5 separate regions of the Homo sapiens genome follow, and all the other regions are linked to region 3. Evidence: chromatin loops called from intact Hi-C (ENCODE). Cell type or tissue: GM12878. All regions are shown on one strand. Each heading gives the region's core, and the rest is flanking DNA. Links, peaks and the distances in the headings are about the cores only.

Region 1 (6,132 bases), core at 764-5,763, 160 kb after region 3:
ATTAAATAGAAATATATATAATACTATATTATTGTATATAACATATAGTATATTTTATGTACATATGATATAGTATTATATATGTATAGTATATATTATACTATATATTATATAGTATACAATGACTATGATATAGTATCATATAGGTATACTATATATTATAATATATAATATATATTATATAGCATACCTATATCATACTATATCATACATATCACTATACTCTATATAGTATATATTATACGTATTATATATTACACATACTACATATATATATTATATAGTATATTATACTATATAATATATATAATATATATATTACATAGTATATAATATATATAGTATATATCACATAGTATATAATATATATAATATATATATCACATAGTATATAATATATATTATATATATCACATAGTATATAATATATATTATATATATCACATAGTATATAATATATATAATATATATATCACATAGTATATAATATATAATATATATATCACATAGTATATAATATATAATATATATATCACATAGTATATAATATATATTATATATATCACATAGTATATAATATATATTATATATATCACATAGTATATTATATATATTATATATATCACATAGTATATTATATATATTATATATATCACATAGTATATTATATATATTATATATATCACATAGTATATTATATATAATATATATATTACATAGTATATTATATATAATATATATATTACATAGTATATAATATATATAGTATACCTATATCATACTATATGACATGTATGATATATGTGTTTCTTTTCTGGAAACACACAGACATACCCCAAAACAGTGTTTGAACAAACATCTGGGCACCCCACGGCCCATCAACACATGAAACAAACCATTACATGTCGTCTCAGCCAGTGCGGGCTGCACTAACACACACTCATAGACTGGGCAGCCTCAACAGCAGACATTCATGGCTCACAGCTCTGGAGGCTGGAAGTCCGAGATCGAGGTGCGACAGATTCTGTACCTGGAGGGAACCAGCTTCCTGGTTCGTAGACGGCGCCTTCTCGCTGTGTCCTCACATGGTGGAAGGGGCGAGGGGGCTCTCTGGGGCCCCTTTTGTAAGGGCACTCATCCCATTCATGAGACTCCACCTTCGTGACCTCATCACCTCCCAAAGGCCCCACCTCCTAATCCTATCACTTTGGGGATGATGATTTCAACATAGGAATTTTGGCGGGGGGCACATACATTCAGCTTATAATACATGTATATGTATTTTTTTTTCCATGATTGGATTCATTTAACCAGTCTGTCTTGACAAAAGACCACACACTGGGCATTTTAAAGAATAGACCTTTTCCTCTCACTGTCATGGAGGCTAAGGTCTGAGATCCAGGTGTGGGCAGGGCTGGTTCCTCCTGAAGCCTCTCTCCTTGGCTTGGAGACGCTGTCTCCTCCCTGTGTCCTCACAGGATTGTCCTCTGTGCATGTCTGTATCCTCATCTCCTCTTCTTATGAGGACACCAGTCCTCTTGGATCAGGACCCACCCTAGTGACCTCGTTTTACCTTAATGACCTCTTTAAAGATGCTCTTTCCCATATAGTCACATTCTGAAGTTCTGGGGGTTAGGACTGCAGCATATAAGGTTTAAGGGATACATTTCAGCCTGGAACAAGTATATATAGATATGTTTCCGTACACACACATACTCCATTGAGGAGAAAACAGTTATCCTTTTTTGTTTGTTTTTTTGTTTTTTTTTGGGACGAAGTCTCGCTCTGTCGTCCAGGCTGGAGTGCAGTGGCACAATCTCGGCTCACTGCAACCTCCGCCTCCCAGATTCAAGTGATTCTCCTGCCTCAGCCTCCCAAGTAGCTGGGATTACAGGTGCCCGCCACCAGGCCTAGCTAACTTTTTTTTTTTTTTTTGAGATGGAGTCTGGCTCTGTCGCCCAGGCTGGAGTATAGTGGCATGATCTCAGCTCACTGCAAGCTCTGCCTCCCGAGTTCACGCCATTCTCCTGCCTCAGCCCCCCAAGTAGCTGGGACTACGGGCGCCCGCCACCACGCCCGGCTAATTTTTTGTATTTTTAGTAGAGACGGGATTTCACTGTGTTAGCCAGGATGGTCTCAATCTCCTGACCTTGTGATGCGCCCACCTTGGCATCCCAAAGTGCTAGGATTACAGGTGTGAGCCACCGCACCCGGCCCCAGTATGTAGTCTTTTATCTCTCACCCACCTCCCACCCTTTACCCCAAGTCCTTGAAGTCCGTTGTATGGTTCTTATGCCTCAGCGTCCTCATAGCTTAGCTCCCAATGGATCTTTAATTTACATTCATAAAATCAACAGTCATAAAAAGTAAATTCACACGCCCAAGCTGCTGAAAAATACTCAGAAAGATTTTTGGTAACTACACTGAGTGTCAGTTTTTCAATTAGATTAAATTAATGAAAGTAGAATTAGATAATGACATCCGTTCCTTGGTAGACAAGCTACATTTCAAATACCCAGGATTGCACATGGCTATCGGCTTCTGTCTTGGTCAGACAAGCCTAGAAAATACATTTTATATTTCCATATTCTTTGATGTGGTGGGGTTGGGTAAGGTGATAATTACACTAATTATACTCCTAACATTGTAAAACCGTCTGCATTTTGAGAAACTTGATGTGGGGGCAGTTTTACACTAAATGACTCTCTTCTCTGGCAGCTTTTAGAAAAGGGCTCTCCTAGGAAAATTTTATGATGCGTTTACATTCAATCTGATTTTCCCCTATAGTATTTCTTGTACTACATTTCCAAAAATAAGGCACATGGAAATTAGGTGCATTTTACATGGAGTAGGAAAGATGCAGGATTTTTTAAAATATTGATTTATAGCATCTGTGCTGCCCTCTCTTGGCAGCACACGGTATATTAGTAAATTCTTTTAAAGTCATTTTATTTGCAAGTCTAATTCAAAGAAAACAGATAAAATATTTCATATATTCACTTGTTTATAAGTTTGACAAACCATGTTACTGTCCAGTTAATTCATCATATCTATTTAAATGGACGAAAATGGTTTCGTATATAACATGCAGCAATTATTTTACTTAATGAACATGTGAAAATCTTAGAAAATGTCTCATTACCATATTGATAGATTGCTTTTGCAAAGAACTGCATCTTCCTCTGTATGGGTAGTGTAGCTTCTGGAAACTTTTTTTTTGTGGGGGCTTTTTTCTCCTTTTTTTTTTTGACCATCATTGTAACGAAGCATCTCTCTGCTGGCCCGGCCCCAGGGAAGTTGTGTTCATGGGGGCAGATACATGGCCCTGCCTCTGATTCAGGATTCAAACAGTACCTGTGCCTTTTGAATAAAACTGAAATTCACCACTGTATCGTGGACCACTACAGAATAGATGGAACTAAACAGGGAGGCCTCATCTTGAATAATTTTTTTTTTTTTTTTTTTTTTTTTTTAAAGACAGGGTCTTACTCTGTCACTCAGGCTGGAGTGCAGTGGTGGGATCTTGGCTCACTGCAACCTTGGCCTCCTGGGCTCAAGCGATCCTCCCATTTCAGCCTCCCAAGTAGCTGGGATTACAGGCATGTACCACCACACCTGGCTAATTTTTGTATTTTTAGTAGAGACCTGGTTTCACCATGTTGCCTAGGCTGGTCTTGAACAGCTGGCCTCAAGTGATCCACCTGCCGCGACCTTCCAAAGCATTGGGATTACAGGCGTGAGCCACCGTGCCCGGCCTTGAATAACATTTTTGAACATATCCCAGAAAGAAGTCTGTTTCTCATTTTTCTCTCTTTTTTTTTTTTTTTTTTTTGGAGAGGAGTCTCGCTCTGTCGCCCAGGCTGGAGTGCAGTGGTGCGATCTCGGCTCACTGCAAGCTCTGCCTCCCGGGTTCACGCCATTCTCCTGCCTCAGCCTCCCAAGTAGCTGGGACTACAGGCGCCCACCACCACGCCCGGCTAATTTTTTGTGTTTTTAGTAGAGACGGGGTTTCACTGTGTTAGCCAGGATGGTCTCGATCTCCTGACCTCGTGATCCGCCCGCCTCGGCCTCCCAGAGTGCTGGGATTACAGGCGTGAGCCACCGTGCCCCGCCATTTTTCTCTTATAGCATGGGGTAAAAACATACTTAAGCATGTTGTAATGTAATCTACTCACTACATGAATTTCTTTCTTTGTTTTTTGTTTCTTTTTTGAGACAGGGTCTCACTCTGTCACCCAGGCTGGAGTGCAGTAGTGCAACCATGGCTCACCACAGCCTCGAACTTGCAGGCTCAAGCAATCCTCCTGTCTCTCAGCCTCCCAAGTAGCTGCAACTACAGGCTTGCACACCCTGCCTGGCTAATTTTTGGATTTTTTGTAGAGACGGGGTTTCACTATGTTGCCAGGGCTGGTCTTGAACTCCTAAACTGAAGCAGTCCTCCAACCTTGGCCCCCCAAAGTTTTGGGATTACAGGCGGGAGCTACGGTACTCAGCCTCTCCCTCCCTTCCTTCCTTCCTTCCTCCCTCCCTCCCTCCCTCCCTCCTTTCCTCTCCCTCCCCTCCCTCCCTTCCTTCCTCCCCTCCCCTCCCCTCCCATTCCTTCCCCTTCCCTCCCCTCCCATTCTTTCCCCTTCCCTCCCCTCCCATTCCTTCCCCTTCCCTCCCCTCCCATTCCTTCGCCTCCCCTCCCCTCCTCTATCCTCCCCTCCCCTCCCCTCGCCTCCTCTAACCCTCCCCTCCCCTCCCCTCCCCTCCCCTCCCCTAGCAACCCTGTTAACTGGATGACTTGTACCCTACTTATTTTAAACCACTGCTCTTGGTGACTTGATTTCTGACTTTCCTAGGTTGTCAGTATGTTCAGATGGTGTTCTTTTGTGACTTGCGTTCACCAGGCTCTTGTTTTCTAACAGCAATATTACGTTTGTATTGTAAATATTTTGCACACACACTTTATGTTATCTAGATAGCTCCCCTAAAAGATTTGGTGGCAAACTAGAATTATTTCTGGTTTTATGAAATGGTCAAAATAAAATACTGATGTGTTTAATTTGATTTTATAATTCAAATGCATAACACAAGCATCCCTTACCTGAAATACTTCAGACCAGAATTGTTTTGGATTTTAGATTTTTTTCAGATTGTGGAATATTTGAATTACACTTACCTGTGAGCATCCCTAATTTGAAAATCTGAAATCCAAGATGCTCCAGTGAGGATTTCCTTTGCGCTGTGAGCCTCATGTCGGTGCTGGAAAAGTATTGACTTTTGGAGCATTTGGGATTTCAGATTTGGATTAAAGATGCTCAACCTTTATACATCTGTCTTTAAACCATAACAGATGGTTTTCTTTCTCTGCAACAGCTCTTTTTTGTTTGTTTTTGGTGTTTTTTATTTCTCTGCGACAGCTTTTTGTTTGTTTGTGTTTTTTTGTGTTTCTTTTGAGACAGGGTCCCACTATGTTGGCCAGGATAGTCTTGAACTCCTGGCCTCAAGCAATCCTTCCACCTCGGCCTCCCAAAGTGCCAGGATGGTAGCCGTGAGCCACCATGCCAGGTGCAACAGCTCTTTCCTAGTTCCTCTGTTGTAGCATTTTAAATCCAGATGTTACATTGATTACTGTCCTCTGGATTTTTATTTCTAGCCTTATAGGGATAACATTGAACCTAGTCTTTCAAAATTACTACTTACCCCTTTCACACACACACACACACACACACACACACACACACACACACACACACACACAGGAGTAGAGAGAGTAATTCACATTGAAACCTTATGGCCCCATCACCCAGCTTCGATTGTTATCAAAGCTTTGTCACTTTGTTTTTTTTCTCTTTGCCCATTTGTTTCTTGAGTTATTTTAAAGCAGGTGCACTTTATCCTATCTTTAACAGATAACTCCCTTTAAAAAAGAACTTCAGTGCCATTATCACATCTGACAACTATTTAAAAAAAAAAAACCCAGCCTGGGTAACATAGCAAGACCTCATCTCTACAAAACATCAAAAACAAAAAAATTAGCCTTGCATAGGTTAAATCCAGCCCCCTATGTGTCTGTTAATAAAGTTTTATTGGAACACAGTCACATCTTGGGGGCTTTTGAGCTACCGTAGCAGAGCTGGATATTTG
Region 2 (6,132 bases), core at 713-5,712, 99 kb after region 3:
CAATATATAAAAATGAAAAAATAAAAAATAAAATTAGAAAAAAGATTTTATATCACCATATATAGAAATATATATTTTATATATCATTTATGCAAAATATATTATATATCATATATATGCATACTTATGTACACATACATATACACAAATATATAACATATTTAATTCAGTATATATAATATATGGAATGGCTATATATACATTATATATACACACATACATACACAAACACACACATACAGTATACATGCTTAAAGAGTGTTCAGCTCCCTTCAGAGATTGTATGATTTTTTTTTTTTTAGTTAGGATCTCACTCTGTTGCCCAGGCTGGAGGGCAGTGGTGCAGTCATAGCTCACTGCAGCCTTGACCTCCTGGGCTCAAGGCATCCTCGTGCCTTTGCCTCTGTGCTGGGATTATAAGTGTGCACCACCACACGTGGCTAGTTTAAAAAATTATTTTTGGTAGAGATGGGGGGGTGGGTTCCAATGTTGCCCAGGCTGGTCTCGAACCCCCATGCCTCCCAAAGTGCTGAGATCACAGGTGTGAGTCTCTGTGCTAAGCCAGATGGTACAATTTTGATTCTTCTCATATTTAACAACACCTGCACCTATCATTGTATTGAATTTATAGCTCATTCTGGTTTAGGGTCAGGGACTTATTCCTTCCGAATGGCAGAGTTCAGCAATTCCTGACTCCACCGCAAATTAATGCCACTTCATTAAGGCGGTAATGACCCTTCCATGCCTAACTCACAGGGATTTTCCTTTTTTGTCTCTCAAGTAATAGGCTGTGGTTTCTCAAGGATTTTTATGATCCTTCCAGATGAAAGCTGTTTTGTCAAGCAAGGTGTTGTGAAACGTGCAGGGTCTATTTATAAGAAGAGGTAGCTATGCGGTCAAGTTCAGGGTGGGTTCGGTGGAATCAGACCAACCAGCAGCTCAAGCAGAGTTTAACGCTGCAAATCTGTGCCACGTTCTTCTTCCTGCGTGCAATTTGCAGGCAAGGACATCTGCTTAATTGGGTGTGAAACCCGGGCCTTGATTAAAAGGACTTTATGAGGCCGCAGCCTTGCATTTCCAAGGTCAGGCCCTAGTGGAGAGGGCGCGCGTTCCGCGGGGAGACACGAACTTTTCCTGAGTGCGCGTTCCTTGCTGGCCCTGAACCCCTCGGCCAGGCAGGGCTTGGCAGGGCCGTTTCCTGTCCTAACCAGGATCAAGGGATTGCGCGGCTTGCTGGTGAAGCTTGGCAGGGCCGTGACCTGTCCTAACCAGGCTCAGGGGATGGCAGGGGCCTGCTGGTGTCGCATATGTTTTGCATTCCAGCTCAGGATTTTGCAGAGCATAGGGAGCGGGTGTCACCCCCGGGGGGAAATGCCACCCACAAAATGCAGGTGGAGGCTGGGCGAGGCTGGCAGCCAGGGGCCAGAAATCCAAAGCCTGAGCCAGGTTCAGACTTCCTGACTCCCCCTCCCCGTTAGCTGTGGAAGGATGGCTCGGCCTGGTCCCCCTAAAAATGTGTCCGTTCTGACTTAGAGGCCGCTTTGGCTCTCGGAAAGCCCCCCTGACCTGCGGACTGAGGGACTGGAGACCCCCTCCAATCGCAGAATCGCTGAGATCCCTCAAAACAAAGGCGTTTGCAGTTTGACCCCTTGCTGCTCAAACTGTGGTCGGCGAACCGGCAGCCTGGGCCGCCCTGGTCGCGGGTCAGGGGCGCAGCGTCCAGGCCGTGCCAGGCCCGCAAGTTAAGCACTGTCTGCATTTCCCTGGGGAAAGGGGTGACCAAATATCTAGCTATATTTGCATTTCAAATCCACACGGATATGGGTTTTAAATATAAGTATGTCCAACTATTGCCTGAGCCACACTTAAGCCAGGAAAAAAAAATCTTTGGGGTTTCTGAAATTGAAATGCCTCTGCACAATTCTTTATAGGGTTGTCGCCGGGGTGTTTGAAACAGTGACCAATCAAGTTTCACGCACTACATTTGGTCGGGCGATCTCTCAAATCTGTCTTTCCCTAGTTTTTTAAAGGAATGTTTATTTGTAAAGAATTCTAGATCCACAGGAAGCTGCAAAGAAACGCACAGGGTCGAGCCCGCCCTTCCCCGCCCCTTCCAAGTAGAAATCTAGAATCACCAGAGTCCTACAGCAAAACCAGGACGCTGAACTCATCCCGAAGACCCGGCAGCCCCTCTTGGGGATCCGCCCTCATTCCAAATTCTCTCAGGTCCCAAACAAGCACCCGCAGGAGTACTGAACTTTTTGGGGGGAGGGCAGAGGGGATCTGTATGCAGATTGCCAGCTGAGCAATCCTATTTTCTATGACTTAAAGCCAATCAGAGGCTGGGCGTGGTGGCTTATACCTGTAGTCCCAGCACTTTGGGAGAACGAGGCAGGCGGTTCACTTGTGCTCAGGAGTTCCAGACCAGCCTGGCCAACATGGTGAAACCCTGTCTCTACTGAGAAAATACAAAAATTAGCCGGGCTAATCCGAGCCCCTCTCTTCACCAAACGCCAGTTTCACTTTTTAGTTTTGAACTTCACTTCTGCTGAGCTACGCCCTCCCTGTCCCCGGGCCCCCTCGCCTCCCCATCTTCCGGGCTTGGGTGCAGCGACGCGGGTGGCCCGCCAGTGCGTCCCCGAGGAGAAGTCAGCCTGGGTCCCACCCCAGGGGTGCCCCGGGCGCGGAGGGGGCGTGGGCACCTCCCCAGCGCCGCACGCCCGGGTCTCCGGCTCCTGGGCTGGGTCGGGGCGGGGGCGGAGCGCGCGCGAAGGCGACGCCCCCAGCCCCGCGGCCGGGTTAGGGCGGGGAGAGGCGCGGTCACGCCCAGGCGGCTTCCGCCCGCCCCAACAGCGCGCACGCGGCTACCGAGCTGGAGGAGGCGGCGGGCGCGAGACCCGGAATGCGCAGGGCCCCCGCCTCGCCCCCCCCAGCCCGGGCCGCGGCCCCCGCCTTCCCCGCAGTCGTCCCGCACTCGGTGCCCGCCCCCCGAGGCCGGCGGCTGCTCCCACTCGGGGCCGTTGCTGCTTGTGCCGTGAGCGCCGCCCAGCCATTGTCCCCGTCGCTCCGTCAGCCGCGCCGGACCGCGCACCAGGAGGCGAGAGCGCGCATGGGGAGCCTCTGTTGATGCCGCCGCCGCGCCGCCCTCCGAGGCTGCGTCCCGGGAAGCCCGGCTCCCCGAGCGCTCCGGCCTGGCCCGGTGCCCCGGACCTGAGTGCGTCCCCATGGAGGCGCCCGGGCTGGCCCAGGCGGCCGCGGCGGAGAGCGACTCCCGCAAGGTGGCGGAGGAGACCCCCGACGGGGCGCCCGCGCTCTGCCCCAGCCCTGAGGCGCTGTCGCCGGAGCCGCCTGTGTACAGCCTGCAGGACTTTGACACGCTGGCCACCGTGGGTGAGTGAGTGCGGGCGGGGACTCGGCCCACAGGGGCGCGCGGCGTGGCCGGGACGTTGTAGTAGGACAAAGGGCCCTGGGTGCCGACCTCCTGGGGAGGGCCCTGACCCGCTACTTCGGCTCGGAGTCCCCGTGCGGGGCTGCACCTGCGCCCCGGGTCTTCCCGGGTGGAGCGCACTCCCCAGCCCCCCAGCCCAGGCAAGTACCCCCGACCGGCCGGGTGCCTAACCTGAAATGCCGACGGCTCCTCTCGGAGACCACCCTCCACCCCCAGCACACACAGCACTCTGGGGCCTGGGCCGTCCGACGTCACAAAACCTCCTGCGGGTCACCTCGCCTGGGGGACCTCGTGCTCCCTCCCTGGCAGCGGCCCCAGGGACACTGGCGCGGGGTGCGAAGACCCCTGCAGGCCTCCCCTAGGCCAGCCTCCCTGTGTGCCCAGAGGCAGGGAATGTACAGATTTCTCCAGGGGCTGCAGGAGCAGCTGGGCTGTGGGGGACAGGTGTCCCGGGGCGCTGTGGGGACGAGGACGGCAGCGCTGGGGACGGATCCTAACATGTCCTGACACCGCCTGTGCTCTTCGTCTTGTGCCTCTGAAATGGGTAATTCTTGTATCGGACGCTTTATCCGTTTCCTTTGTCCTCTGTCTTTGAACTTAACCCCGAATGGGCAGCTTGACAGAGAGGTTTCGAGTTCTCGGTGCTCTTGCATCCGGACACGCGCTGCTTTATGGAGCAGCCCTGAGTGGGTCAGAATATCCCAACTGAACGTGGGCGCTGGATTTAAACAGTTGTCATCGGCCCGCCTGTGCCACTTAGGGACTCCGTATGGCTAAGTGGGGTGTTGGCTGTCAAGAAAATAAATGGGAGAGTAGAGGGGGCTGTCCTGGGTGTGTTGGTGAGGCGTCGGCTCTCAGGCCCTCTAACTCCTGTTTGTCCTCATTTTGGAAAGGAGGAAGCTGGGCTGGGAAGCCCAAGGGCTCGAGGCCATAGCTTATGACTTAGGAAGACCAGCGGGCATAGCCAGTGGGGCCTTTAGAACCGCTGAGGAAGAGGGGACTTAGCTTCCTTCAGTGACCTCTTTGCCACTTAGACCTTGAGGAAGGGCCCACGAGGAAAGCCTGAATTTGGAAGGACAGAGTGGGAGGAGGCCCTCTCTCTTTCTCCTCTCCCTCCCTCCTCCTCTTTATCTCATTCTCTCTCTCTTTTCTCTGTTTCTCTTCTCTCTCCCTCTTTCTGTCTCTGTTCAAGTCTCTCTGCATTTCTCCTCCTCTGTCTCTTGGTGTCTCTCTCCCTGTCCCCTTCCGGTCTTGGTTTTTCTGTCTCCCTCCCTCCTCTCTCTCTGCCTTCCCCCTTGTCTTGGTCCCCCCGGAAAGCTGTCCTGGTCTAATCTTAGAGCTGGGTGTGTTTTGCGCGGAAGAAGGGTGGGGCAGGAACCCTGACTGGCGCAGCCGCCACAGTAGGTGGAAATACAACTCGACAATGGAAAATTGATGAGGTCCAGCCGTTCCTTGGCACTCAGCACCAGCGTTTGTCATTCTTTGGGGCACCCACATGGGTCCCTTGGGAAAGGTGGAGCTGGGGCTGGAGGCCGGGGCAGAGAGCAGGATGCGGGCAGGAGGGCGGCAGAGGTGAGGGGTTCTGGTGTCACAGGGGGCCACTCAGTTTGACGTCAAGTCAGCTTAGGGTGCCCAGCGGGTAACCTCATCTTTAAAAATAGAGTGTCGCTGCCTCTGGGGACCAAGCTGGCTGGGCGGGGAGTCAGCTTTTTTTTTCAGTCCAGTCAGTGCTCTCTTAATGAGGATGAGGATGATGCTCCTTTCTCAAGGATAACTTCCTGTGAGCTCCAACGATGTGACAGGAGGGCTAGGTATCCCACACTCATTGGACAGCAGGGGACCAGGACCCAGGGGTGTGTGTGTGTATGTTTGCATGCACGTCTGGAACACTCTCTCATGACAACTGCACAGCTTTGGTGACATTATCTGCAACCTTTTATCCAAGCCCGTTTCTTTATTGTTGGTTAAAGAGCAATCTGAGTGTGATTCACCTAAAATAATACATTTTATAAAATCCTAAGCCTTTTAGATCCTTCACGATTGTGTCTCTAAGCCACAATCTACAGCAGCTTTGGACTGTTTTCCAAGGCGTGATGGAGAATAGTGAGGGGTGAGCTTGAGTCTCAGTCTGGAGTTGAAACCCAGTCTGGGTGGGTGTGACCTCTCTTCATCCTAAACTGTCACTACAGGAACATAAGTTTGCTTTTAAGTGCTCTTTCGCCCTCATTCCGAATTCTCTCAGGCCCCAAACAAGCACCCGCAGGAGTACTGAACTTTTTGGGGGGTGGGCAGAGGGGATCTGTATGCAGATTGCCAGCTGAGCAATCCTATTTTCTATGACTTAAAGCCAATCACAGGCTGGGCGTGGTGGCTCATACCTGTAGTCCCAGCACTTTGGGAGGCCGAGGCAGGCGGATCACTTGTGCTCAGGAGTTCCAGACCAGCCTGGCCAACATGGTGAAACCCTGTCTCTACTGAGAAAATACAAAAATTAGCCGGGCGTGGTGGCGGGCGCCTGTAATCCCAGCTTCTCAGGAGGCTGAGGCAGAGGAATTGCTTGCACCCAGGAGGCAGAGGTTGCAGTAAGCCAAGATCACACCACTGCGCTCCAGCCTGGGCGACAGAGAGAAAAAGAAACTTGTCAGCGTTCTAGATTGACCAGTTTTCCTCAAGGTCAGGTAGTT
Region 3 (6,132 bases), core at 683-5,682:
GCTCCGCGGCTGCGTTTCCCGGCCCCAGCGGGAAGGCGACGGCGGAGCGGACTCCGAGCCCAGCCGAGCTGTGAGGGCCGACGGGAGGCGAGCCCGCCCCTCGGGTGCGCCCATGGTTTAGGCGAGAGCCGCGGCACCCGCTGCGGGCGCTACTGAGGGGCGTCTGGCTGCGGGTTCGGCGGCGGCGCCTCTCCGGCAAGAGCCCTTGGTCCATTGTGCGCTTCTCTCTTTTTTTTTGGAGACGGAGTCTTGCTCTGTCGCCCAGGCTGGAGTGCAGTGGCGCGATCTCGGCTCACTGCAAGCTCTGCCTCCCGGGTTCATGCCATTCTCCTGCCTCAACCTCCCGAGTAGCTGGGACCATAGGCGCCCGCCACCATGCCCGGCTAATTTTTTGTAGTTTTAGTAGAGACGGGGTTTCACCGTGTTAGCCAGGATGGTCTCGATCTCCTGACCTTGTGATCCGCCCGCCTGAGCCTCCCAAAGTGCTGGGATTACAGGCGTGAGCCACCGCGCCCTGCCTATTGTGCGCTTCTCAGGGAGGCTTCTGCCTCCAGGACCCAGCGGCTGCTGCGGCGGACGTCAGCCGCGTAACCCGTTCCCGCGCAGTGGCCCGCCGTTTCCGCCACCGCCATTGACCCGCCCCGGCCTGGTGCTGTGCATGTCATGGTGTCGGAAGGAAGTACGCCAATGGGGTAAAGGGGTCAGACGGCATTGACAGCCTCTGCGATGGCCCTGAGGCGGGACTAGGAGGACGTTCCCGGTAGCGATTGGACAGGATCTTTCGTAAGGGCGCCTGCGACACTGGAAGTAACGAGCAACTGGATTGGCTGCCTCCATCGCAAAGTGGGTGGGTCTTGCATCCTCGGGCCTAACGATTGGTCTTTCCAAGTGCGGGAAGCGGCAAGCATATGGTCTGGAAACATTTGGTATCGAGACGCTGCCAGCCATAACGTCCGTCTCCCGGGCCGGAGAGGCCCGTGACCGCCGCATACCCATGGTCTCTTGCTTCTCCTCGGGCATCTCTGGCCACGTCCGCACCAGCCCCCGAAAGGCCCGGCTCTTGGCCGCGCTGTCCTGGTGCGGCGGTGAGGGGAGGGGACCGGGGCCTCGGGGCGGGTGGCGGCCGTAGCGCGAGAGCCCTGTGCCTTGCGCTCAGAGGCTGAGCTGCGTGAGGGAGGCCAAGCCCCCGCGAGCGGCAGCCCCTGCCTTGCTAGTTCCCCAACACGCGAAAAAGGTAGATGAGAACTGGTGCGGGGATAGGTTTGGGTGGGGTTTACTTGGCACCACCCAATTTCTAAATCGGTCATATTTTCTGAGTAGTTCTACCAACAAAGGTCAAGCTGGAGCCAAGTGCTGTAATCCCAGCACTTTGGGAGGCCCAGGCGAGAGGATACATTGAGGCCAAGAGTTCGAGACCAGCCTGGGCAACATAGCAAGACTGTCTCTACAAAGTTTTTGATTTTTTTTTTCTTTTTTTTTTTTTTTGAGACGGAGTCTCCCTCTATCACCCAGGCTGGAGTGCAGTGGCACAATCTCGGCTCACTGCAACCTCTGCCTCCCGGGTTCAAGCGATTCTCCTGCCTCAGCCTCCCGAGTACCTGGGACTACAGGCGCCCTCTACCACGCCTGGTTAATTTTTGTATATATAGCAGAGACGGGGTTTCACCATGTTGGCCAGGCTGGTCTTTAACTCCTGACCTCAGTGATCTGCCTGCCTCGGCCTCCCAAAGTTCTGGGATTACAGGCATGAGCCACCGCACCCAGCCGCAAAAAGTTTTAAAATTACCTGGGCATGGTGGTGCGTGCTGGTAGACCCGACTACTTGGGAGACTGAGACGGGAGGATTGCTTGAGGCCAGGAATTTGAGACCAGCCTGGGCAACATAAGGAGACTCTGTATCTAGAAAACATATATATATTAGCTAGGTGTAGTGGTGTACGCCTGTGGTCCCAGCCACTCAGGAGGCTGAGGTAGGAGGATCGCTTGAGCCCAGGAGGTCCAGGATGCAGTGAGCTATGATCGCACCACTGCACTCTTTGCTGGGCCAGAGCGAGACCCTGTCTTCAAGAAAATAAAAGGATACAGCCACACACAGAGGGATGACCATGTGAGGACACAGGGAGGATCGCTTCAGCCTGGGAAGTGGAGGCTGCAGTGAGCTATGATCACGCCACTGCACTTCCCAGGCTCAAGCGATCCTCCCGCCTCAGCCCCCCGAGTAGGTGGGGCCACAGGTTTGTGCCACCATTCCGGGCTAATTATTTGTAGAAATGAAGACTTCCTATGGTGCTCAGGCTGGTCTTAAACTCCTGAGCTCCCGTGATCCTCCTGCCTTGGCCTCCCAAAGTGCTGGTACTATAGGCATGAGCAACTATGCCTGGACCAATTCTTAACTGGTGACTTGACTTGTTTATTAGTTAATCTGTCTCACTCAGCTTCCTTCAAATGCTGAGCCTCCGTCCTCTTGCTAAGCTCTTTTAAGAACGTTGTGTACCATGTCAACCTGTTCTAAATATTTGAGGAGAGAAAGTTCTAGAATTCACGTCCCCACCAACTTTCTTTTTTTCTTTAAAAAAAAAATTTTAAGAGACATGGTCTTGCTCTGTTGCCTGGGCTGGAGTGTGGTGGTGCAATCATAGCTCACTGTAGCCTTGACCTCCTGGGCTCAGGTGATCCTCCTACCTCAGTCTCCCAAGTAGCTGGGACCACAAGCATGCATAACCACACCCAGCCAATTTTTGTTTGTTTACTTTTTGTAGCAGAGAGGTCTCGATCTCCTGGCTTCACATGATCCTCCCGCCTCAGCCTCCCAAAGCACTAGTATTACAGGCATGAGCCACCGTGTGTGGCCACCACTGACTTTCTGAACCCCAAGTGTATTAGCCACCATAACAAACACCTTTTGTCTGATACATTCTGTGGATCATATTCCTTTTTTATATATAATTTTACCTTTTATTTTAGATTTGAGTGGTACAGGTACAGGTTTGTTTCATGGGTATATCATGTGACACTGAGGTTTGGAATGCAGATGATCCCATCACCCAGGTACTGAGCATAGCACCCCACAGGTAGTGTTTCAGCCCTGGCCCCTCCATCTCTCCACCCTCTAGTATTCCCTAGTATCTACTGTTCCCAACTTTGTGTGCATGTATAGATTATGTTTCTTAGAGTTCTCTAAATAACGGGGCAGGGAAGGTAGTGTGAATGATGTAAAGGTGTGCCAAATTGGTTCTGCAAAATTAACCTTTTTTGAATAAAATATTCAATTTTCTGAAGCGAGCAGGCTACTTTCTCAAGCAAAATTTCGTTTGAATCCTCCACCCCCAGCCTGCAGAGAGAGAGGGAGGGAGGGAGACCTCTTAAGAGTTTTATTTGTTCTCTTGCAGTCTTATGACTTACTTCTTAATGAAAACCCTTATTGTTTTCTAAGAGAAAAAAAAAGAGAATGAATGCAATGTTCGAAATGGGATTATGTAGAATTTTTAGGAGCATAAAGAGAAATTGAAGAATTATGAAAACAAAGGCCAGAAAAGCAAACAGTGTTCTTCCTCTACGTAGCAGCCAGATGGCGTTTTAGGCAAATACACCGCAAACTGCACAGCCAGGTCCCCATCTCAAAGGGCTTTCCACGGAGCAAAAGCAGTTTCGATCGTATTGTCATCACCACCATCAACTTTTTTTTTCCACTCACATGATGTATGCCAATATCATTATTCTCGTTATTTGTATAACCATCATCATCATCAATGTCTCGTGAATTTTTGCGTGTTATTTTTAACATAGCATGTAAACAGCACCTCCCCACAAAAAAAACTAGCTCAGGATAAACATCTCTAAGAGTATTTCATAGGAGCTGATAGTTTGACCAACAAAAAAATGTTTTCTTTTCCCAAAATAAAGTTCTGTGGTTTGTCTCAGGGAAAGTTTTTTGTTTGTTTATTTGTTGGATTTTTGGTTTGGTTTGGTTTTGTCTCATTTGTGGGTTTGGTGGTTGGTGGTTGAGTTTGTTTCTGGCTTAAAGGGCACCCTTAATGAAGAAGTGTTTATGTTTTCAGATATGTAGGCTTTAGTAAACTAGCTCACTCTGAGAAATCTAAAGTTTCAATTGCTCTGTGAACACCACTGAAAGAATCCACCTCCCTTCTCAAACCACATTCTCAAGGGCAGACTTGGGGATGCTAGAACTCTCCTCCCCTCTCCCCTCCCCCTCTCGCCTCCCCTCCTCCCCTCCCGAGGCTCTGCTGCCCAACCTCCGCCTCCCAGGTTCAAGCCATTCTCCCTGCCTCAGCGTCCTCAGTAGCTGGGATTACAGGCGCCCACCACAATGCCCAGCTAATTTTTGTATTTTTAGTAGAGATGCAGTTTTGCCATGTTGGCCAGGCTGGTCTCGAACTCCTGACCTTAGGTGATCCACCCACCTTGGCCTCCCAAAGTGCTGGGATTATAGGCGTGAGCCACTGTGCCCAGCCTAGAACCATTTTCAACAACAAAAGAGTCAACACATTCGGCCTCCCAAAGTGCTGGGATCATAGGCGTGAGCCCCTGTGCCCAGCCTAGAACCATTTTCAACAACAGAAGACTCAACACATTCAGCCTCCCAGAGTGCTGGGATTATAGGCGTGAGCCACTGTGCCCAGCCTAGAACCATTTTCAACAACAAAAGACTCAACACATTCATGCTTCCATGCAACATGGCAAGTCCACTTCGAGATGGTGCCTTTATTTACCTTTGATTATTCTTCACCATACACCCATCTTACTTTGTGGAGTCTTCACAATAATGAACCACCCAAGACTCATATGGCCAGAACTGAAACCTGAGACTGTCAACGAGAACAAAGTGTCCCGATACTTATTTCTGCTTGGACTGTTATTCAAGATATTCAATATATTCAATAAATATTCAGTATTCAACAAAATATTCAATGCTGTTCAAAATACTCAATAACAGTTACAGGAACTGTCCAAGGAGAAGGACCCTGGTCTCAATGGCAAGATAATGTCCTGGGTCAGGCATTGCCAGCGTGAACCATGAGATTGGGAGTCCCAGTCTGGGGTGTGGCATCCAGAGAGCTTAGGTCTGGGACAGAGGCTGTTTGACCTACCACTGCAGAGGTGTGGCCATATTTTAAGCCCAAGAATGTCCCAAGAAATATTGTAAAGCCAAGAATTGTGTACATACCGGCTGATCAGCCTTGTTTCTGCTCAAAGCCATCTTATGAGTGTTTGGTAGTAGAATCCTCCATTCAAACAATCTAACCCAAAACAAATGGAGACATTGAATGATTCCAAGTCAACAACTGGCTCTCGATTTCAGGGGAAAAAATGGCCATATTTCAACTCATTCTGAGCATATCCTTTTAAGGTAGAGAAAGAGGCAGAAAAAAATAGTATGTACTTCCTGACACAGCAATGCTCTCTCATTCCATAGAATGTTGTAGCAGCCCCCTCAAGACTGATAATGGCCTGCAGAATGAATACCAAGGACACTCACAGGATATAGGGGGTCTTCTTGAAGCTTTACAGTTCTAACCTGCCCTTCCTCTGGCACATTGCCCCAGTGGGAACAGGCTTTTTCGTGGAATAAAAAAGTAACCAGGAATTCCCCAATTATACTAGGTTGGTGCAAAAGTGATTGCGGTTTTGTGTGTGTGTGTGTGTGTGTGTGTGTAAAATGGAGTCCCGCTCTGTTGCCCAGGCTGGAGTGCAGTGCCATAATTTCGGCTCACTGCAGCCTCTGCCTCCTGGGCTCAAGCGATTCTCATGCCTCGGCCCCCCAAGTAGCTGGCACCACAGGCACGCACCACCGTGCCCAGCTATTTTTTGTATTTTTAGTACAGATGAGGTTTCACCATGTTGACCAGGCTGGTCTCGAACTCCTGACCCCAAGTGATCCGCCCACCTTGGCTTCCCAAATCTCTGAGATTACAGGCATGAGCCACTGCGCCCAGTCTGGCCATTACTTTTAATGGCAAAAACTGCAATTATGTTTGCACCAAGCCTACATTTCGGTCTACGCAAATCCTCCAGCAACTATACTTCAGAACCACATGGAAAAAATACACAGCTTTTCAGGGAAGTAGAACCATTGGTGCCTGTAACTATCTGTAAAAGCCACTTTCTCCTCAG
Region 4 (6,132 bases), core at 563-5,562, 690 kb after region 3:
ATTTTTCCTGATCCTCTCCCTCCTCCCACGCTCCACCTTCCGAAAGGCCCCAATGTGTGTTGTTCACCTCTTTGTGTCCGTGTGTTCTCATCATTCAGCTCCTATGTGTAAGTGAGAACATGCGGTATTTGGTTTTCTGGTCCTGTGCTAGTTTGCTAAGGATAATGGCCTCCAGCTCCAACTGTGTTCCTGCAAAGGACATGATCTCGTTCTTTTTTAACTCAAACAATAAAAGCAAGTCAGCTAAGGGAGTGGGGAAAAAAAAAAACTCTCTGCACTCTCCTATTTGCCTGAAAGTAGACTTAGACTGTTAATTACCAGAGACACAGGCCTAGAGGAATCTACATAACAAACCTTACTCAATTTGCCTTTATCTTCCATTTGTTTCCTCCTGTATTTGTCTTCTCAAAGTTTGCAGCTCCTAGGAGCTTAAAAGGCCTTTTTCCTTTGCCTTTTTCCTTCTTGACAAATGTATTGTTCTTGGCTGATTTGTTGTATGCGCCCCAAGTTCTAACCATGCTTTTGAGTTATTCATCACTGAGTTTCACCACATGTGTATATGCACTGCATGTCTTAATAAATTCTGCTTTTCTTTTGTTCTTTTGACAGTTTAATTTCCAGAGCAGTAGCTGGAGAACTGAGGAGGACAGAGGAAAAAGTTATTATTGTTGTGGTTGTTTTTCCTTCTGTTCTGCTGGCACCCTATCGAAATTCTTAAACATTTTGGAACAAGGAGCTGTTAAAAGAAAACTTCAGACAAGTGAAATTTGATGGAGTTTAATTGAGCAAAGAAAAGATTTGATTGAATCAGGCAGCCTCCAGAATCACAGCAGATTCAGACAGACTGCAGGGGTGCCTCATGGTCGGAACAAATTTATAGACAAAAAAAGTAAAGTGGGCCGAGCGCAGTGGCTCACGCCTGTAATCCCAGCACTTTGGGAGGCCGAGACGGGTGGATCACGAGGTCAGGAGATCGAGACCATCCTGGCTAACACAGTGAAACCCCGTCTCTACTAAAAATACAAAAAAAAAAAAAAAAATTAGCCGGGCGTGATGGCGGGGGACTGTAGTCCCAGCTACTCGGGAGGCTGAGGCAGGAGAATGGCACGAACCCGGGAGGCCGAGCTTGCGGTGAGCCGAGATCGCACCACTGCACTCCAGCCTGGCGACAGAGTGAGACTCCGTCTCAAAAAAAAAAAAAGAAAAAGGTAAAGAGAGGTACAGGAATCGGAAGTGCGGTACGGAAACAGTGAAATGGATTACTGCTCGGCGTTTGCCTGATTTGAACGCAGTTTGAACACTCAGCAGTCTATGAGTGGTTGAAGTATGGCCGCTGGGATTGGCCAACACTCAGCTATTGTTACAGATGCATGCTATTAACTTAGGTTTTCAATTTTGTTTGCCTATTAAGCTAGGATACCCTTCATCCACAAGGACTCAAATATAGAAGTACGGAGTACTTCTCAGGCCATATTTAGTTTGCTTTAACAGACATAACCATTTTATTTTTACTTTTACCTGTTTCCCCAAGAGCTGAGCGTTTTCATTTTGCACTCGGCCTTGCAAACTATATACCTGGTTCTATCCACAAAGGAATGATGCCAAGAACTGAGGTTGCTTAAGTCATTATTACTCATACTGATAGCAACAGTGGGTTTCTTCAAAAGTTTCCTCTTAAATATGCATATTTCCTAAGTCTATACCATAGATAGCATTTCTCTGGCAAGGACCTAAATTCGGCTCTTGGGGTTAAAGTTAGGGAATCTGGATTGCTGATCAAAATTCTGCTTAGAAGAAACAAAAATAGGCTGGGCATGGTGGCTCATGCCTGTAATTCCAGCACTTTGGGAGGCCAAGCAGGGCGGATGGCTTGAGCCCAGGAATTTGAGACCAGCCTGGGCAACATCGTGAGACCCCATCTCTACAAAGTATACAAAAATTAGGAGGGAGTGGTGGCTCGTACCTGTGGTCCCAACTGCTTGGGAGGCTGACGCAGGAGGACACTTGAGCCTGGGAGGTCGAGGCTGCAGTGAAAGATGATTGCAGCACTGCACTGCAGCCCGGGTGACAGAGCAAGACCCTGTCTCAGAAAAAAAAAAAAAAAAAGAAGGAAGGAAGTCTTTACTGTTTAAAGAATGGATACAGGCTGGAGATGTGGGTGGATATTTGGCATTTTCCAAGTGGGGGTTTCACTTGCATGTCGTCTAAATGCAATGGAAAATCAAACAAGGCATACTTGAAGAGGCAGGATTTTTCTGAACCAGAATCCAAGCTTTCTATTCTGCAGAATCTGACTGTCATCCTGCCATCCGCAGCTGGAAAATGTCCATTGCTCAATTACCCTCACCAAGAGGTGGCCGGGCAACTAATCATCGCCCCATAACATCACCCCAAGGTATCCACCCATACAAACTGTGCTTCCATGCAATGTGTACTTCCTGTATCTCCCGCTTTTTTTTACAACACTGCTAAGGAAACCCGCTCCAGCCAGAGGCAGGGCTTCTGAGGCCATTTGCAGATCTGAGTAAGGAAAACCCTATAACCCTAACCCTAGGAGTCTTTACCATTTGTGGGTCCATCCAATTTGGGATTTGCTCTTGAATCCCTGTACCACCCAAGTCAAATTTCATAAAAGATTTGGATTTGAAAAAATCATTGCAAGTAGGCTTCTAAATACACTGCTTCCTTAGCTAAATTATAGCCAAGATCTGAGGTGCGGGTGCTGCTTTCAGCCAAGCCTTTTGAGATTATTTATTGTTGGCCCATCTCAACTCTAATTCACGTTGCTTTACTCATCCTCCGAACACGGTCTTGAGACAGAAGAAACTACGTATCTTTTCTCCAACTTTAGACCAGTGCCTGGATTATTCTAGGTTCTCCATTTATGTTCACACTCTGGGGGATGAATGAGTAGCACGGATCACACATGCTAGTTGTAATTAAAATATATGTGCTTAGAAAACTCCAGATGATAAATGATGCACCTTGATACTTCTGTCTCTCTCCCCCGCTACCCTTCTGTCTTTGTTTCTCTAATTTTTGCTTTCTGTTATTCCTGTCTGAAACTTTAGGCAATGCATTCCATTCCTTCAAAGCTATTAAGGGTTTGAGGAGCTTATGTAAAATACTGACCACCTCAGATGGATAAAGTAGGTGGAGGTGAATTTCTGGATGCAATCAAACAATATGAGTTGAAAAAGGTGTCTTTCCTTTTCAAATTCCTCTTCCGAGAATAAAGTTAAAATGTATGCTATCTTTACAAAAATGAAATAAATGCACACATTTATCATATTAGGAATTTGGAGCTAGCTGTGCAGGCAGCTATATTAGCATGCCACCTAGTGTTTAAATTCATGTAATGATTAAAAACACGCAGTGCTCAATCAGGCTTGTATTCCTCAATGCGAAGGAAAGAATATAAATTATTTAAAGGATAATTCAGAATGAGGAAATAATAGACATCCCTTAAGTAACTATATTTGCAGACTGAATTGTATAATTTATCTTTCTATTTAGGGAAAAAGGTTAATTAAGGGCTTAAGGGGCATATGGAAAATATTGACCACCTCGGATAGACAAGGCAGGTGAAGGTAATTTTCTCGATGCAATGGGTCATGATAGGTTAATTAAGCATTGAGTTTGGAGTGTTTAGACCAATGGCAAAGGTTTGTATCATTTTGATAGATGACATTCTTTCAATTTTAATCTTAAGGTATTTTCAAAATAACCACTAGAAAAGGAAATATAATACTTATTAAGAGCTACCTATGGGCCTATGCGCTATGTGCAAAGTCTTTTACAGATATTATCTCCATTAATCTTTGTAAGTCTGGTAATACACTTTTTAGTTGCATTTCACAGAGGGAACAATTGAAGTACAGATAGATTAGGGAATATGTCCAAAGATATTTAGCTGGCAAGAAGAACAATTCCCATTCACCCCAATTGTGTCAAACCCTAGAGAACATTCTTTCCACCTCTGAACACCACTGTGTGGAAAAGAACGTGTTCCCTTGGTTGTACATAGCTTGCTTTTATCTACTACCTTCTCCTTGCCATGTGGTTAAAGAAAATGGAAGGACCGGAGCCAGGGAGGGAGAAGGACCTTGCATTTGGGGTTGACAACCTTGGGTTCAGACCTCATGGTCCTGCTCCCTTTACAGTGCAGACTCATTAAAGCCGCTTCGTGTCTTCACACTCTGTGTTCTTCATCTGCAAATATAAGAGCATTTGAGAAAACGATTTCAGAAGTTATTTCTCAGGCTAAAATCCTAAGATTCTGTTCTAGGGTATTCTAAATTCAAAACGAACCTCCTCCTAAGAGTGATGAGAAAACGAAGATGTTTTAGAGATCTTAGAACAAAGAGTGGCAGAAAAATGCTCAGCCTTTGTAAGGAATTCTTTTGTGGACAAATAAGGTCTAATATGGTTGCCCCAAATCACTTAGGAAAAAGATATCCTTGTTTAATAGTTAATATTAAGACAGTTATTTGTATTTCACCTGACACATTCATATTACTCCTTAGTAAAGACAAGGCAACAGTATCAGTCCATTGAAATAAGTCAAACACACATAATTTTCTAATTTTTTTTTTAGTTCCATAGGTTTTGGGGGAACGGGTGGTGTTTGGTTACATGAGTAAGTTCTTCAGTGGTGATATGTGAGATTTTGGTGCACCCATCACTGAGCAGTATACACTGCACTCAATTTGTAGTCTTTTATCCCTCACCCCCTTCCCACCCTTTCCTCCAGAGTCCCCAGAGTCCACTGTGTCACTCTTAGGCCTTTGCATCCTCATAGCTTAGCTCCCACTTATGAGTGAGAACATACGATGTTTGGTTTTCTGTTTCTGACTGACTTCGCTTACTCTCCAAACCCATCCAGGTTGCTGCAAATGCCATTAATTCATTCATTTTCATGGCTGAGTAATATTCCATTGTACATATATATACCATAATTTCTGTATCCACTCATTGATTGATGGGCATTTGGGCTTGTTCCACATTTTTGCAATTGCAAATTGACGAACACACATGATTATGTTACTCCTGGGGTTGCACCTTTGAGAGACACTCCTGGAGGACAAGTGAGTCTCAAAGTGGGGCTTAGCCCACAAGTGTTCTTGGCTTAGCTCGGGAAAGAATTTAGGGGCAAACCAGAGGTAGAAGAAAACTGCTTTATTGAAGTGACAGTGTTATAGCTCCGTGACTGCTCTTGCAGAACAGGGCTACCCTGCAGGCAGAGAGTAGCAGCTCAGGGCATATTTTTTTTGAAGTCATATTTATACCCATTTATTTTTATTTGTATTTTTTTCCTTGTTGGAGACCGTGCCTCACTCTGTCTCCCAGGCTGGAGCACAGTGGCACGATCTTGGCTCACTGCAACCTCTGCCTCCCGGGTTCAAGCAATTCTCCTGCCTCAGCCTCCTGAGTAGCTGAGACTACAAGCATGCTCCACCACACCCAGCTAATTTTTTTTTGTATTTTTAGTAAAGACAGGGTTTCACCATATTGGTCAGGCTGGTCTCAAACTCCTGACCTCAAATGATCTGCCCGCCTCGGCCTCCCAAAATATATACCCATTTTTAATTGCATGCAGATTAAGGTGCGGGTTATGCAGAAATTTCTAGGGAAAGCGTAGTAATCGTTGAGTTATTGGGTCATTGCCATGGAAAGAGGTGGTAACTCCTGGGTGTTGCCATGGCAATGGTAAATTGACATGGCACACTGATGGGCGTGTCTGACTGAAAGCTGCTTTGGTCTGCCCTGTTTTAGCTAGCCCTCAATCTGGTCTGGTGTCCAACCCCCACCTCTGGAGTCAAGTCGCGCCTCCTACTTCAACACCATAGGGTTGATGTACATGGAGATTTGGGATTGGCATGGCTAGGGTGCCAGTCTCAGCCCAGTAACACCTAAGCTGTGTTCTCCTGAGCAAATTACAGAGCATTTCCAAGTCCCAGGTACTCTTCTTGGTATATAAGGGTGCAAAGGGTTAAATTATGACCTCCTCGAAGGTTACATTAAAGTCCTAAATCCTGGTACCTGCACATGAGACTTTATTTGGAAATAGGGTCTTTAAAGATGCCATCAAGAGAAAATGAGGTCATAGTAGATGAAGGTGGGTTCTAAATT
Region 5 (6,132 bases), core at 1,110-6,109, 780 kb after region 3:
TGAAATTTAACATCACCAGGACAGGACATACAGACATCATGCACTCCGTAACATGACACACTGAAAACTTACATCAATTCTGATGATTTTTTTGCCAAAAATGCATAACCTCAGTCTAATCATGAGAAAACACTGGACAAAACCAAACTGAAGGCTGGGCACAGTGGCTCAAGCCTGTAATTCCAGCACTTTGGGAGGCTGAGGCGGGCGGATCACCTGACATCAGGAGTTCGAGACCAGCCTGGCCAACAAGGTGAAACCCCGTCTCTACTAAAAATACAAAAACTAGCCGGGCGTGGTGGCAGGTGCCTCTACTCCCAGCAATTGTGGAGGCTGAGGCATGAGAATTGCTTGAACCTGGGAGGCAGAGGTTGCAGTGAGCCAAGATCGCACCACTGCACTCCGGCCTGAGGGATAAAGGAAGACTCTGTCTCAAAAAAAAAAAAAAAAACTGAAGAACAATCTATAAAATAATTGACCATTACTTAGATTGGATAGTGGAACAGAATCATATCAAATGCATCCATTTATTTTCAACATTTTGTTTGTTTTTAATTAAGCTGCCTCCTACACTACCGTATGTCCGGATTTTATGTTTATTTTCCCATTCAGAAAGCCTATCTTTTTTAAAGGAATTTTAATCCATCCATGTTTATTATGATCATGGTTATATTTGGATTGAGTCCTGCAGTTTCACTTTATATTATTTTCCCTTTTTTACACATATCAGATTTTCTGCTTCTTCGGTGTAATTCTTTCCCACCCACCTCTGATTGCATGAATCAGGTTTTCTTCAATCCACGCATTTCCCATTAAGGCTCTGAAACTTGTACACATCTTTTCTAGTTTTCTGGTGGTAACCACCTTTCACCTGTCAGCACACGTATTTAAGCTTATATTTTCTATCAAATATAAAGATAGTCATTACCTATGTCTTCTTCCCAGACGAAACAAAAACATGAACATATGCTCATTCTCTCTTTCTTCTCTGCTCTTTCAATTACCTCCCATGTGAAATGTTAATTCCAGATTATTTTCACAACTGTGCACTAACACATTCAGACTTTGTTTTATACATTTATTTATTCAGCACTGCTTCCTGTGTACTCTCTTCTTTTTATTATTATTATTAGTAGTAGTAGTAGTAGTATTTTGAGACAGGGTCTTGCTCTGTCACCCAGGCTGGAGTGCAGTAGTGTAGTCATAGCTCACTGCAGCTTCAATGTCCTGGGCTCAAGTGATCCTCCCACCTCAGCCTTCTGAGTAGCTGGGACTACAGGCATGTGCCACTCAGCAATTTTAAACAAATTTTTAGTAAACACTCAGCAATTTTAAACGAATTTTTAGTAAAGATGAGATTGCACTATGTTGTCCAGGCTGGTCTTGAACTCCTGGACCCAAGCGATCCTCCCACCTCAGCCTCCCAAAATGCTGTGGTTACAGGCATGAGCCACTGTGCTTGTCTACTCTCGCCTTTCTTGTATTACATTCCATTTTGCTGGAGTCAATCAACTAACTTTTTCCTCAAAGGTCTTTGAGGGATAACATTTTTGAGCATTTGCAAATTTGAAACCCTCTGTAAAGATCAAAAATGGCACATTCATTTTCTTCAGTCTCTCCATACCTCAGGTGATATGGTTTGACTGTGTCCCCATCCAAAGCTCATCTTCAACTGTAGCTCCCATAATTGCCACGTGTTGCAGGAGGAACCCAGTGAAAGATAATTGAATCATGGGGGTGGTTTCCACTGTTCTCATGGTAGTGAGTAAGCCTCATGAGATCTGATGGTTTTATAAGAGGTTTCACTTGGCTCTTTTTTCTCTCTTGCCTGCCACCATGTGAGATGTGCCTTTTGCCTCCTGCCATGATTGTGAGGCCTCCCCAGTGATGTGGAACTGTGAGTCCATTAAACCTCTTTCCTTTATAAATTACCCAGTCTTGGGTATGTCTTTATCAGCAGCACGAGACTAATACCTGAGGAATATGTTCTTCCTGGCAAACATGCAGGGCAGCAAACACAAAGACACTCTGGGGCTATTTCTTAAATCTCCCTCCTACTACCTTAACAATTCTCCAAAATAATGCTGTGAGTTTTGGAAAATATAATAATGAAGGAAGGGTTTGCTCCCATCACCTCGTTGCCAGCTCTCTGGCAAAACCACAGAAAATCTCTTCTCAGACACCTTCCAGAACTCACGTCTTTAAGGTTCATGGTAGGAGGCTTCCCATGTGGGAGCGTCCCTGATGAAGACTCTGTCTGTCCTTCACTCTCTCTCAATTCCCCCAGTCCTCTGAATATGTGCCTTTTCATGTCCCAGCATGGGATGATAGACAGATCAGGGCAGATGGTTTGAGTAAGACTCCTACTTCAGCTACCTCATGTTTCTTATACATTCATTTAACACCTCTTATTTTGTCAGCATTTTATTTTTATTTTTAATTGATAAATTTTATATATATTATATATAATATTTTATATATAACATTATATATAATATTTTATATATAACATTATATATAATATTTTATATATAATATTATATATAATATATTATATATATTATATATATTTTATATATAATATTATATATATTATATATATTTTATATATAATATTATATATATTATATATATTTTATATATAATATTATATATAATATTTTATATATATAATATATATATTATATATAATATTATATATAATATTTTATATATATAATATATATATATAATATATAATATTATATATAATATTTTATATATATAATATATATATATTATATATATTATATATAATATTATATATAATATATATAATATATATATATTATATATATTTTATATAATATTTTATATATAATATTATATATAATATTTTATATATATTATATATAATATTTTATATATAATATATATATAATATTTTATATAAAATATATAATATTATATATAATATATATTATATAATATTATATATATAATATTTTATATATAATATTATATATATTATATATATAATATTTTATATATAATATTATATATATTATATATAATATTTTATATAAAATATTATATATATTATATATATAGTACCATGGAATGCTTTGATATATGTTCACAATGTGGAATGATTACATCAGGCAAGTCAATAAATCTTTCCCCTCCCAGGAGCAATAAGCTTAGAGATCTATTGCACAGAATGGTGACCATAATAAGTAATAATGCATGGTATATTTTAATGACCACTTCTTCCTAATCTAAGTTCTGGGTTAAGAAAATTCAACCTCAGTCTTTCTTGTAATAAAATAAAATTACTGTCATCTTAAAGTGCTCGTTCCAGCCTCTTGTGTTTTCGCATATTTATCTATGTAATCTTTGCAGCAACTCTATGAAGCATTTGCTATTGTAGTCATTTTAAAGTTGAGACATTGCACTACAGAGAAGTTAAGTGACACTGATTTTTCCCTAGCCAATAATTAGAAAGAACTTGAAAAGCAGACATTCAGTTTTAGACTCTGCATGTTTCAGCACCATTTTTTATTTCTCTAAAAATGCTGAATTGTGGAGGACAGATTGGCTACTTTGACTGTCTGAAATGGACATGTCTGGTTGGTACCTATCTACCATCATATCCCCTGGATTAACATAAAGCAAACCGAGTCTTTTCCTCATGGCCATTTCCTTCTAATGGCTCAAGAAAACATCAATGACAAGTCTCTAGCAAGAACACCTGTGGCATGCTTGAACGCATTGACCGAGTAGTTGAGAAATGTTTTTCTAACGCCCTCTAGTGGCCCATTAGTGAAGTGGGGGCATAATTAATTGGTTCATTTAGGTCAAAGGTTCATTTACATTGCAGTGTGGCTGCAATGCAAAGAGGGATAAGAAATAGCAGAATGGGGGCGGGTGCGGTGGCTCACGACTGTAATCCCAGCACTTTGGGAGGCCGAGGCGGCTGGATCGCCTGAGGTCAGGAGTTCGAGACCAGCCTGGCCAACATAGAGAAACCCTGTCTCTACTTAAAAATACAAAAAATTAGCTGGGTGTGGTGGCGGGCGCCTGTAATCCCAGCTACTGGGGAGGCTGAGGAAGGAGAATCGCTTGAACCCAGGAGGCGGAGGTTGCAGTGAGCCGAGATCGCACCACTGCAGAATTGAATAAAGAGAAAATCATGGATTTGGGGTGATGTAGGACCTGCTAGCTGCCCCCCCCTCCACACACACACACACAAATTTGAGAACAGCATTAAAGACAAGTAATACAAGGGAGCTCTGAGTGAAATAAGTAATCTTCAAACTTCAAAAATTGCAAAAGATGTTGTTATTGCATTTGTTTGTTCGGTCTTTTTTTGGGGTTTTGTTTTGTTTTTGAGAAAAGATCTCCCACTGCACTCCAGCCTGGGCGACAGAGGGAAATTCCATCTCAAAAAAATAAAAATAAAAAATTAATTATGGTAAAATAACACATAACAAAATTTACCATTTTAAATCATGTTTAAGTGCACAGGCTGGTGATATTAAGAACATTCATTGTTGCTGGCACGGTGGCTCACGCCTATAATCCCAGCACTTTGGGAGGCTGATGCAGGTGGATGGCTTGAGGTCAGGAGTTCGAGACCAGCCTCGTCAACATGGTTAAATCCTGTCTCTACTAAAAATACAAAAATTAGCTGGTTGTAGTGGTGTGTGCCTGTAATCCCAGCTACTCAGGAGGCTGAGGCAGGAGAATCACTTGAACCCAGGAGGCAGAGGTTTCCGTGAGCTGAGATCGCCTCCACTGCACTCCAGCCTGGCTGACAGAGTGAGACTCTATCTCAAAATATAAAGTATAATAAAATAAAGAACATTCATTGTTGGCCACATGTGGTGGCTCACACCTGTAATCCCAGCACTTTGGGAGGCCAAGGCAGAAGGATTGCTTGAGCCCAGGAATGGTAAGAAGAAGAAGCAGAAGCAGACAGAGGACCAAACTGAGGACTAGCTAAAACATGGAAGCAGCATTCCATAAGACATGCCTAACAGCATGCCATGTCAGTTTACCATTGCCATGGCAACATCTGGGCATTACTGGCCTCTTCTATGGCAATGACCTGAGCACTCAGAAGTTACCACCCTTTTCCTAGAAATTTCTGCATAAACTGCCCATTAATCTGCATGCAATTAAAAGTGGGTATAAATATGACTGCAGCAGTGCCCTGAGCTCCTGTTCTCTGCAGGAGCGGTCACAGAACTGTGACACTACCTTCTCCATAAAGCTGTTGCTTCCACCACTGGCTTACTCTTGAATTATTTCCTGAGGGAAGCCAAGAACCCTCCCAGGCTAAGCCCCAATTTGGGGCTCACCTGCCCTGCATCCATCTGTAGATCTTTTCTTTGTCTTTTGTAGTCTGCAGTCACAAATGCTTCAAATTTTGGATTTATGTTTGTTTATCCTGCTTTGAATTACTTCCTATGTGTATTGCCAAATGCCTTTCTTCAATTAAATAATTGTTTTAGCCATGTTTCTTTATTTTTTCTTAAATGTTGACTCTTCTTTGCCATTTTTCTTATTTTGTGTTTAAGGAATCATGATTAACTGCAATTGATGATGCTTACAACAACATTTGTAATAATAACATTTATTGACTGCTTATTCTACACAAGGCAATTTCACATTAATTAATGCATGTAATCCTCATAGCTACTCTGTGAAGTAGACACTGGTTTTCCTTATTTTACACATGAAGAAACCAAATCACAGAGACATTTCCACGATGATATAGCTACGAGGAAGCAAAGTCAAGAACTTCAGCCCAGCATTTTTTCTCATAACCAGATGCGTATCGGACAGGAAGAGAAAAGAAGGAAAGAGAGAAAATCAAGAAGTCAAACTGACTATAACAGCACTACTTCAAGTTTTATGTGACCCTCTGCTTCATGAAAAAATTAAGTACTTATCATGATTTATTAGAAAGCTAGCATGCCTGGGTATAGAATCTGCAAGCAGAAGTTTCTAACTTATGACATTGGACCTGATGCTTCCATGAATTCTAGGAACAAAAGCTCTACAAGAATCTGCTGAAGTCACCTTGATTTGCTCTTTTCCTTGGGCAATGGCACAATTATATACTAGAAAAAAATTATACAACAAATG

What was found. Hi-C counts contacts between places; a loop is a spot of excess contacts. Peaks named below come from ENCODE experiments on the same cell type or tissue, not always from the same donor. Only the 100,000 strongest peaks of a DNase experiment are listed, where the experiment ranks them.
Region 1: a loop joins it to region 3, with 11 times the contacts of the local background. A loop is called at or near these places in 61 of 110 quality-filtered maps.
Region 2: it touches region 3 in a loop (6-fold over the local background); 18 of 110 quality-filtered maps call a loop at or near these places.
Region 4: a loop joins it to region 3, with 13 times the contacts of the local background. A loop is called at or near these places in 2 of 110 quality-filtered maps.
Region 5: a loop joins it to region 3, with 15 times the contacts of the local background. A loop is called at or near these places in 2 of 110 quality-filtered maps.

The regions. Positions count from the first base shown.
Region 1 is chrX:3,648,221-3,654,352 of GRCh38, reverse strand. The region is part of intron 3 of PRKX (protein kinase cAMP-dependent X-linked catalytic subunit); the gene reads left to right. Among named protein-coding and RNA genes, the nearest start is that of PRKX-AS1, 8.2 kb to the left of the region's middle. In GM12878, for the core only: a CTCF peak has its summit at 2,894 (motif pointing left); a DNase peak (open chromatin) is centred at 2,908.
Region 2 is chrX:3,710,346-3,716,477 of GRCh38, reverse strand. PRKX (protein kinase cAMP-dependent X-linked catalytic subunit) reads left to right here and starts at 2,829. Exons shown (of 9, transcript NM_005044.5): 1 at 2,829-3,390. The coding sequence starts at 3,225. RefSeq lists enhancers at 917-1,564, 3,896-4,205, 4,606-4,735, 4,961-5,482 and silencers at 2,526-3,255, 3,276-3,405, 3,446-3,725. In GM12878, for the core only: no CTCF peak of the experiment used is centred there; DNase peaks (open chromatin) are centred at 2,707, 4,927 and 5,067; H3K4me3 peaks cover 3,588 bases; H3K27ac peaks cover 2,127 bases.
Region 3 is chrX:3,809,629-3,815,760 of GRCh38, reverse strand. No RefSeq gene overlaps it. Among named protein-coding and RNA genes, the nearest start is that of TRI-GAT1-1, 26 kb to the left of the region's middle. RefSeq lists silencers at 1-162, 523-602, 1,033-1,202, 3,988-4,057 and an enhancer at 803-852. In GM12878, for the core only: a CTCF peak has its summit at 3,571; DNase peaks (open chromatin) are centred at 760, 3,660 and 4,040; H3K4me3 peaks cover 1,447 bases; H3K27ac peaks cover 1,893 bases.
Region 4 is chrX:3,115,048-3,121,179 of GRCh38, reverse strand. No RefSeq gene overlaps it. Among named protein-coding and RNA genes, the nearest start is that of ARSF, 77 kb to the right of the region's middle. In GM12878, for the core only: a CTCF peak has its summit at 3,328 (motif pointing left); no DNase peak of the experiment used is centred there.
Region 5 is chrX:3,033,581-3,039,712 of GRCh38, reverse strand. ARSH (arylsulfatase family member H) reads right to left here. Exons shown (of 9, transcript NM_001011719.2): 9 at 5,602-6,132. Among named protein-coding and RNA genes, the nearest start is that of ARSF, 4.8 kb to the left of the region's middle. In GM12878, for the core only: a CTCF peak has its summit at 3,793 (motif pointing left); a DNase peak (open chromatin) is centred at 3,752.